Regions from separate parts of the Homo sapiens genome. Here all the other regions are linked to region 2. The links are chromatin contacts, found by Hi-C or POLR2A ChIA-PET in ENCODE. All regions are on one chromosome and are shown on one strand. The core of a region is the stretch at or near the end of the contact, and the rest is flanking DNA. Distances in the headings are between cores, read along the strand shown.

Region 1 (2,700 bases), core at 148-2,647, 120 kb after region 2:
TCTTTATGCCAAAATAAATACCCCTTGGATTAAAAAATTAAACCCATAGATGAGGATAGAGATGAAACAGATGGAACATGACTTGATAATTTGTTCAAGTTGGGTCCTGGGTACAGGGCAGGGGGTTTATTACACTATTCTGTATCTATTGTATATTTGAAATTCTCCACGATGAAAAATTCAAAAAATGAAATTCTTAAAAATATTTGAAGAGAACAGGGAATTTAAAAAATCTTGGCGTGAAGAAGGGCTTTCTAAATATGACAGAAAACTGAGAAACGATATGAGATTGATACATTTTACTTCATTCACTAACTTATTTATTCCACGAAAATTCATTTAACACCTTCTATGTAAAAAAAAAAAAAAAAAAAAAAACCACTGAGAAAAGCAAGGAACAAATGAAAAGTGGGGGAAATTTTTCTAACTTACAGAAAAGGCCGAATTTCCTTAGCATGTGAAGATGCTCTAGACTCTACAATTCTATTGGAAAAATTAGCCTACAATTCCATTAAAAAATAGAAAATATTCAGAACTTTAAGCATAATAAAATACAAATTAAGACTATACTTAATCCACACCTGTCAGATTGGCAAGGATCAGAAGGCTTTGCTAATATACTGTGTTGGGAGGGTGTGGGAAACAGGTCCTCTCAGTGGTCCCAGTCCTCTCTGGAGAACTAGATAGCTGGTGGATGGGGATTGGAAGGAGACTGACTTTTCACTTTCTATTCATATATGCTTGGAGAACTTTGTATAATGAGTAGATATTACTTATTCTTTGTTTTTTGTTTTTTTGAGACACAATCTCACTCTGTTGCTCAGGCTGGAGTGCAGTGGCATGAACACAGCTCACTGCAACCTCTACCTCCCAGGATCAAGATATCCTCCTGCTTCAGCCTCCTGAGTATCTAGTAGTATAGATGTGTGCCACCACACCCAGCTAATTAAATAAAACTTTTTTTTTTTGTAGAGATCGGGTCTTGCTATCTTGCTCAGGCTGGTCTCAAACTCCTGGGCTCAAACAGTCCTCTTGCCTTGGCCTCCCAAAGTGCTGGGATTACAGACTGTATTACCTATTCTAAAATGATTTTTTGAGTAAAGTATTTTTTCTTTTAATCTGTATGCTCTGGAGTTTTAAGCCCCTGTGCTCTGCAGTGAATGAGGTCCATAAACCCTGCGTGGCTTGGGCTTCTGATTTGGCTGCTGAGAGGCCTTTCTGTTGACTCTCTGTCTCAGCTGTATTCTACAAATAGAATATGTTGCTAAACAGGTGTGTTCTGGTTGACAAGTAGTGCTGTGTGCCACTAGTGGTTATCTCTTTGTGCTATTTAGGGGCAGATAGCAACTTTTTTTTTTTTTTTTTTGAATGGAGTCTTGCTCTGTCGCCCAGGCTGGAGCGCAGTAGTGCAATATCAGCTCACTGTAAGCTCTGCCTCCCAGGTTCATGCCATTCTCCTGCCTCAGCCTCCTGAGTAGCTGGGACTACAGGCACCTGCCACCGCTCCCGGCTAATTTTTTTGTATTTTTAATAGAGACGGGGTTTTACCATGTTAGCCAGGATGGTCTCGATCTCCTGACCTTGTGATCTGCCTGCCTCGGCCTGCCAAAGTGCTGGGATTACAGGCATGAGCCACCGCACCCAGTCAATAGCAAGTTTAAATTTTCACTTGTATTTATGAGTCTCACTGGATTTGTAAATATCACTGGAGAGCACTCTCATTTACCCCCACCCCAAATCACATAGAGAAATATTCCAATTAATGTGACATGGAACCAGATGTTTTTTAGCTTGGGCAAGGTTTTTAGATATGTGGACTTCTGGCCGTTTGAAGTATACTTGTGGCCAGGTGTGGTGGCTCATGCCTGTAATACCAGTATTTTGGGAGGCCAAGGTCAGAGGATCACTTGACCTCAGGAGTTTGAGACGAGCCTGGGCAAGATAGTGAGACCCCGTCTCTACTAAAAATAAAAAAAATTAGCCAGGCTTGGCGGCACATGTATGCAGTCCCAGCTACTCAGGAGGCTGGAGATGGGAGGATTGCTTGAGCCTTGGAGACTGAGGTTGTAGTGAGCCATAATCACGCCACTGCACTCCAGCCTAGGTGACAGAGTGAGACCCTGTCTCGAAAAACAAAACGAAAAAAGGAAGTATACTTGCTTCTCTCAGAAGTCGGACTGGCCAGAGCTGGAAGCTCAGCTCTGTCGCTGACCAGGTGAGGATGGCAGAAGATGATGATGATGATGCAGCAAAAGAACAGTGACAGCTAAGAGAGAGTGCTCACCCTGCGGCCGGCACTGCTGAGGGTTTATATGCCCCATCCTGTCACCCTTACCACAGGTGATGAGGAAGGGGCCTCTCCTCCCCTTTTCTACCAATGAGGAAATCGAGTCCTAGAGAGGTTGTGTAGCTTGTTGAGAACACACAGCTGGGTGCTGGTGGAGTCTGGATTTGCATCCTGATCTGACTTCACGCCCATGCCACAGAACTGTCCCCACTGCTTTATGTGGTGCGTGAGCTCGGCAGGACCTCACTGTGCCTCTGTTCACTGCCCTCATTACGGCCAGGGCAGTGGAATCTACTTAGATTATTGCTGTGCTCAGAGTTACAACTCTGTGTCTTTGAGAAGTCTCACCAAACAAACCCATGTAAGTACTGATAAAATGCAGATTTTCTTTTTTTTTTTTAGACAAATGAACT
Region 2 (2,700 bases), core at 200-2,699:
TGTTTGCCCCCTGGCAAGTCATGGTTGTGGGGATGAAGAGTTATCATCCCGAAGCGGCCGGAGCACCCGCCCTTCACCTGGAGCCTGTGGCCTCCCCAGCTGAGCTCCCACCTTGCTACCAGGCTTCCTCCTCTTCCCCGTCTGGCAACTTTTGCACCTCTTAATTTAGCATTCGCTCCCCCATGCCCTGTTTCCAAGTCTCTCTCCCTACATGGGCTGTAAGCTCCTAGAGGGGAGGGACCGCACCTGGTCTGTCCCACCATGCTGCCTGGCCGGGATTCCAGACATCCCCCAGAACAAAGGGGAGGAATTCCCTGCGCCCCATGCCCGGCTTCGCCCAGGTGCCTAGGTCCTGGCTATAGAAGCGGTTTTGGGGGTGTCCTGTGGGTGGGGTTTCTCCCGTTAGGTAAAGGCAGGAGGAGCCAGTGGGATTTGGAGCCAGAAAGCCCTGGGTTTGAATCTTGATTCTGTTCCTTGGCCAGCCACGGAGGGCACCTTACTTCTGAGTCTCGGTTACCTCATCTATACAATGGGCAGAACGGTGTCTACTAGGTCAGTGTTGTGGCTGAGCGTTTGTACACGAAGTCAACGGGCCTCTCTAATCCTGGAGACAGTCCAGCGGATAGACTCTGCAGCGGGCGAGTTGCGCGGAAAGGAAGTTCGCCCGCTGGGCAGCGGTACCGCCACCCACTGACTTCCCTTTGGGGAGCAGCAGGCCCGAGGGAGCGGGTAGGAATGTGTAGGTTCTTAGCCAACATAAACATCGTGCACTACGCTAAGGAGAAGCCAAATCTTCGGAGACACGGGCTTCTTCCCTCGCCAGAGCCTTTCCCTGAGGTGTCCGCGCGACTCAGCAAGTCCACCCCCAGCCCAGCACCCCAAACGCAGCTTTGGGGAGGGAGACGGTCTTCCTAACCTCCACCCCCAGAAAGGTCTAACTTCCCAAGAGACGCATCCTCTGTTACATAAGCCTCACTTTGCAAGTCGATTCTGTCCCTCCACCCCAGACGCGCCTCATTTCTCACAAAGGGGGACCCTTATGGTAAACTGACCAGTAAGTCACTGGTGACACCAAAGAGAAGAAAAATCTTTCCAAATGAAGTTTGGGAGCCTCGGGTGCTTGCAAGGCCGCGAGCAGAAGCAGCCGGAGTCCGCGCCTCGGGAGCAGCTATGTGAGGCAGGCAGGCCCCCCGAGGTTGCTCCCCGCCCAGCCTCCTCCGGACCCAGGTTTGCAACAGGGGGCGGGCACGGGGGGCGCTCGCACCCCCAGCCCGACGCCGGCGCTCGCGGTGGGTACGCCCCTCCCTCCGTCCTCCCACCCCCAACCTCCCACGGCGGGGCAGCACCCCGGGTCAGCGCCCCGCCAGGCGCCGGCTACCTGCACGCCGACGGCAGTCATGCTGCGCCCGGCGGCCGCGCTGCAGCCTCGATCGCTCCAGCTGCTCCGCTGTGGCCGCCGGCGCCAGCCCGGGACTTCTCCGCAGGGGCGGGGCGGCTGCTGGAGGCGGGCGGGGCGGGAGGGGGCGTTCAAAGCTCGGCGATTAACCCCGGGCGGGCTCCGCCAACCCCGCCGCCCTCCGCGGCTCGGATTACGCTGAGTCAGCGAGGGCGGCCGGAGGAGCCCCTGGGGAGCCGCGGGGAGGACCCGGCACTTGGGGGGAGGGATCCCTCGGGTCCCAGGGGAAAGGATCGGGAAGTCACTCCGACGCTCCCGAACCTCCGAGGACAGCTTCGCCTGGGGCGCAGATTCCTCGAGGGCTGGGACGGCGACGAGGGCCTGAGGGTTCGATTCCTGTTCCAGCTTGCTGAGTCCAGCCTCTGGGAACGCGGCAGGGTCCGAAGGGAGGAGGCAGGCGCAGAGGCTCTGCTGCCCTCACTCTGCGGTGTGACCTTGGGCTGCTTGTTTAGCGTCTCGGAGCCTCGGTTAGTAAGGGAAATAATGAATGTGAAAGGTGGGGCTCTTGCCGGGCCCTCGCTGAGTGTGAACGGAGTGGAACTTTTTGGGGCAATCCTACTTGCGTCCCTAAAAGGGGATGTAAAACCCTGTTTCCTCCTGAACTCCTCAGGGACTATTAAAAATGCAAATATGCCAAACAAATGTGGTTATTTTTTCTCCACCTCGATGGGAACTGAGGTCTCTCTTTTTTTTTTTCTGGACGTTGTCTAGCGCTTGTGGCCCAGGCTGGAGTGCAATGACGCGATCACGGCTCACTGCAACCTTCGCCTCCTGGGTTCAAACCCGTTCAAGCGATTCTCCTGCCTCAGCCTCCCGAGTAGCTGGGATTACAAGCGCGCCCCATCAAGCCCTGCTAATTTTTGTATTTTTTAGCAGAGACGGGGGTTTCACCATTTTGGTCAGGCTGGTCTCGAACTCCTGACCTCAGGTGATCCACCGATCTCGGCCTTCCAAAGTGCTAGGATTACAGGCATGAGCCACCGCATCCGGCCGGATCTGAGTTCTTAAAGAGGCAGCACCTAAAAGCTTTTACCGCCAAAAAGGGTGGAGGTGGGAGGAGTGTCCAAGGGCCACAAATTCCAACAGAAAGGCTTCCCTCCCCCCATCCTCAAATGTGGTGGTAAAACAAGGCCCCTCACTAAATGGCACACATTAAATTGTCTGGTTCACTCAGGCAGGCAGCTCCTGGTGACTTTACCCAAAGACAAAGCAACTGCACTCATCTGTTTTCCCCTTTAGAGCCA
Region 3 (2,700 bases), core at 129-2,628, 110 kb before region 2:
GTACTTCTGAGATGCTTCTTGAGTTCATTGCAGGGGCCCGAGAAGGGAAAAATAAAGGCTCTCAGTCAAACAAGTTTGGAAAGTATTGATGTAAACAGTTAAATAAGACTTCCAAATAAGACTCTTCTTTCAGAGATTTCTCCAAATGAGTTTCTTAGAATATTTGACTATGGAAGCCTTTAACATTTGGAGGCACTGTTTACAGGACACTGGCATTTCAGAGTCACCCTCCTCCATCCCTCTGCTAACAGGGTGATGAGGAGGGGGTGATGAGGAGGTGGTGAAACCTACGGCCAGCCAGGTGCCAGACATGGGGGTATTCCAGCTCTGTGGATCTTGATTCATGTCGAACCCTGTGTCCGATTTGCCTTCCCTTAACACACTCATTTTAAGTTCCACTTTCTTCATGAAGTTCACAGTGATCCCAACACACTTTAACATTCTTTAGCAATCACTGCTTCTATTACTCATTTGGTGTTAATAATTTATAACCCTGTAACAACATTTTACAAATCTCACATTCCCTTATATATTGCACAACTAAATCTCTTAACTTGGGGCCCTTGCGCAGGCCATGGGGCTGGTCGGCGAAGCCTCTGAAATGGAATGTTAATTAGTGTGGATCTTTGTGTGTTTTTTCGGTTTTGTTTTTTCTGGAGAAGACCCATAGCTTCAGACTCCCAAGACGGACAACATCAAGCGACAGGCAGTGAATCTATGAAGGAAGGCGCTTAACAATAACTTTCAGAAAGAAGTTCTCCCCTCCCCTCCCCTCTTCTCCCCTCCCCTCGCACCACCTCTCATAGCATCGCTGAAGGCTGCATGGCCCCCTCCTCACCTGCTTCCCTTCCCTCCAGCCCTTCAACGCCAGCCCTAGGATCAGCCTGCAGCCCGTCTCCTCCCGGAGCCTCACATCCCCTGTGCTTCAGGCAGGCCCAGGAGCCAGGCGGTCTCCACGCCGCCCACACGCCGGCTCGCCCACCGCCCCGGTAGGCCTGGCTCCGGGTCTCACCGCCGCACCCTCGTTCCCTCGCCCCATTCTCTCACCCCGGGCAGGCCCTCTCGCCCCGGCCAAGCGCCTCCTCCCCTCCGCGACCTTTCATTCCACTCCTGCTAAGGGTCAGGGTCGCCCCAGGCCCGCGCACCGCTCCCCCCACCATCCTCAGGTCACCCTCTGGGCCCGACTCTCCTCGGACCCAAGCCGCGGCCGACTTGCGGCTGGACACCACCCGGGGCTCGGTCGCCTCAGCAGCTAGGCTGCGGCGCCCCAGCGGCCGACCCTGGGCCACCCGGGCCCCAGGTCCCTGGCCGCTCACCCTGGAGGTGGTTCCCGGGCCGGATTCGGCCGGCGCCAGCGCCGGCGCCCGCTCGGAGCGTCGCCATGACGACGCGGACGCGCTCCCAGGGCCGGCGGCCGGGCGCGACCAAACGCCCCAGGGCGGGGGAGCCGGGCTGCTGCGGGCCACGACCGGAGGCGGCGGGTGATTCCTGGGAGCTCGGAGCAGTTTGCCGGGCCTGGTCAAGAATAGACAGCGCGACTTATGGCATGGGATACGAATGGATTCCCGAGGGGACATGAGAAAGTTGGAAACACCACACACTGGAACCCTTCAAGAGCGGAGCGCGGGAGAGAAGACGGACGGGGCGGAGCCGCCCGAGCCAGTGGGCGGGGCTTCACCTGACAGGCATCACTCACGACGCCCACTTTCTTGTAGTTTGTTTTACATTTTCTGTTACGGTAAATTTCAAACGTACACAAAGGCAGACCGAAGGGTAAAATAGATCTTCAACACCCAGCTGCAACGATGATCAAATCCTAGCCAATCCTGTTTCATCCGTATCTTTCCCTGACTCCTTGTATTATTTTGAAGAAAATCCCAGATATTTCATCCATAAATATTTCAAAATATACCTCCAAAAGATAAGGATTCTTAAAAAAACCACAATACCTTAAAAATTATAATTTATTAACATCTTCAAATTATCTCATATTTATTTTTAGAGTTTGAATCAGAATTCAAATACAATTTGCAAATTGGAATAGATTGATGTGTCTTTTAGGTCTCTTTTCATCAACAGATTCCTCTTTCATTTCTTTGTTAGTTGTTGCAATTTATTCATTGAAGAAACTGTTTATGTCCTTGATACTGATATTTAGGGGTTGTAAACATGAAACCGTGCCCGCTCCTCTGACCTCCTGCCCTGGTCCATTCCACCCTGCTCATCCATGAATATTATTTTTTTTCAAAGACAGCTTAAGCTTCTCTTTTCCCAGGAACTGTCCTTGTCTCACTCCCTCCTTGTGTGGCTTTGATACTTGCTTGATGTTACTTATGGCTTCATGTTGACGAGAGGCTATAGTAAGAGTCCAGTGAGGGTACCTGTCTTGCCTACATTGCCACTTGTGCTGGATGCGTATATTCCCTCCCTGCTCTTTCCCAATGGGAAATGTTCATTTTTTCCATCTTCCCATTCTCCAATTCCTCTCTGTCCCCTACCATTATTACTTACTAAAAATCTCCCCATCTTTCAAGGCTAGCTGTAGATAAGGTCTCCTCTCCTCCCCACCCTCCTTCTAACCCACCAGTCCGGAAAGACTCTTTCCCTCCTCTGGGCTTCCATAACCCTCTGTTCCACTATCTTTATATTGCACCCAACATGATTCATGTCTGTGACTTAAACTGCAGAATTCTTGGGGGA

Evidence for each region. A loop is a pair of places that touch in the nucleus more often than their neighbours do. ChIA-PET counts read pairs that join two places held with the same protein, here RNA polymerase II (POLR2A). Pooled maps may share reads with other maps.
Region 1: a map with no recorded cell type shows a loop between it and region 2 (8-fold over the local background). The contact joins the enhancer-like site here to the promoter of TMEM37 in region 2. A Hi-C loop is called at or near these places in 2 of 37 single-sample maps with no recorded cell type and 3 of 50 pooled maps. POLR2A ChIA-PET finds 5 or more read pairs at or near these places in 2 of 52 experiments (Caco-2 and OCI-LY7).
Region 3: a pooled map shows a loop between it and region 2 (7-fold over the local background). The contact joins the promoter of CFAP221 here to the promoter of TMEM37 in region 2. A Hi-C loop is called at or near these places in 1 of 168 maps with a recorded cell type or tissue (astrocyte of the cerebellum) and 8 of 50 pooled maps.

The regions. Positions count from the first base shown.
Region 1 is chr2:119,311,693-119,314,392 of GRCh38, reverse strand. C2orf76 (chromosome 2 open reading frame 76) reads left to right here. Exons shown (of 6, transcript NM_001322331.2): 5 at 2,690-2,700. Among named protein-coding and RNA genes, the nearest start is that of C2orf76, 54 kb to the left of the region's middle. RefSeq lists an enhancer at 1,022-1,121 and a silencer at 2,376-2,435. Within about 2 kb of position 1,397, at least 5 of the 41 ENCODE cell types and tissues checked have a DNase peak (open chromatin) inside an H3K27ac peak, as active enhancers do; they include OCI-LY7, where a contact is called at or near this core.
Region 2 is chr2:119,430,603-119,433,302 of GRCh38, reverse strand. TMEM37 (transmembrane protein 37) reads right to left here and starts at 1,449. Exons shown (of 2, transcript NM_183240.3): 1 at 1,379-1,449. The coding sequence starts at 1,399. RefSeq lists an enhancer at 508-1,014 and a silencer at 1,298-1,677.
Region 3 is chr2:119,543,127-119,545,826 of GRCh38, reverse strand. CFAP221 (cilia and flagella associated protein 221) reads right to left here and starts at 1,378. Exons shown (of 24, transcript NM_001271049.2): 1 at 1,317-1,378. RefSeq lists a silencer at 1,325-1,434.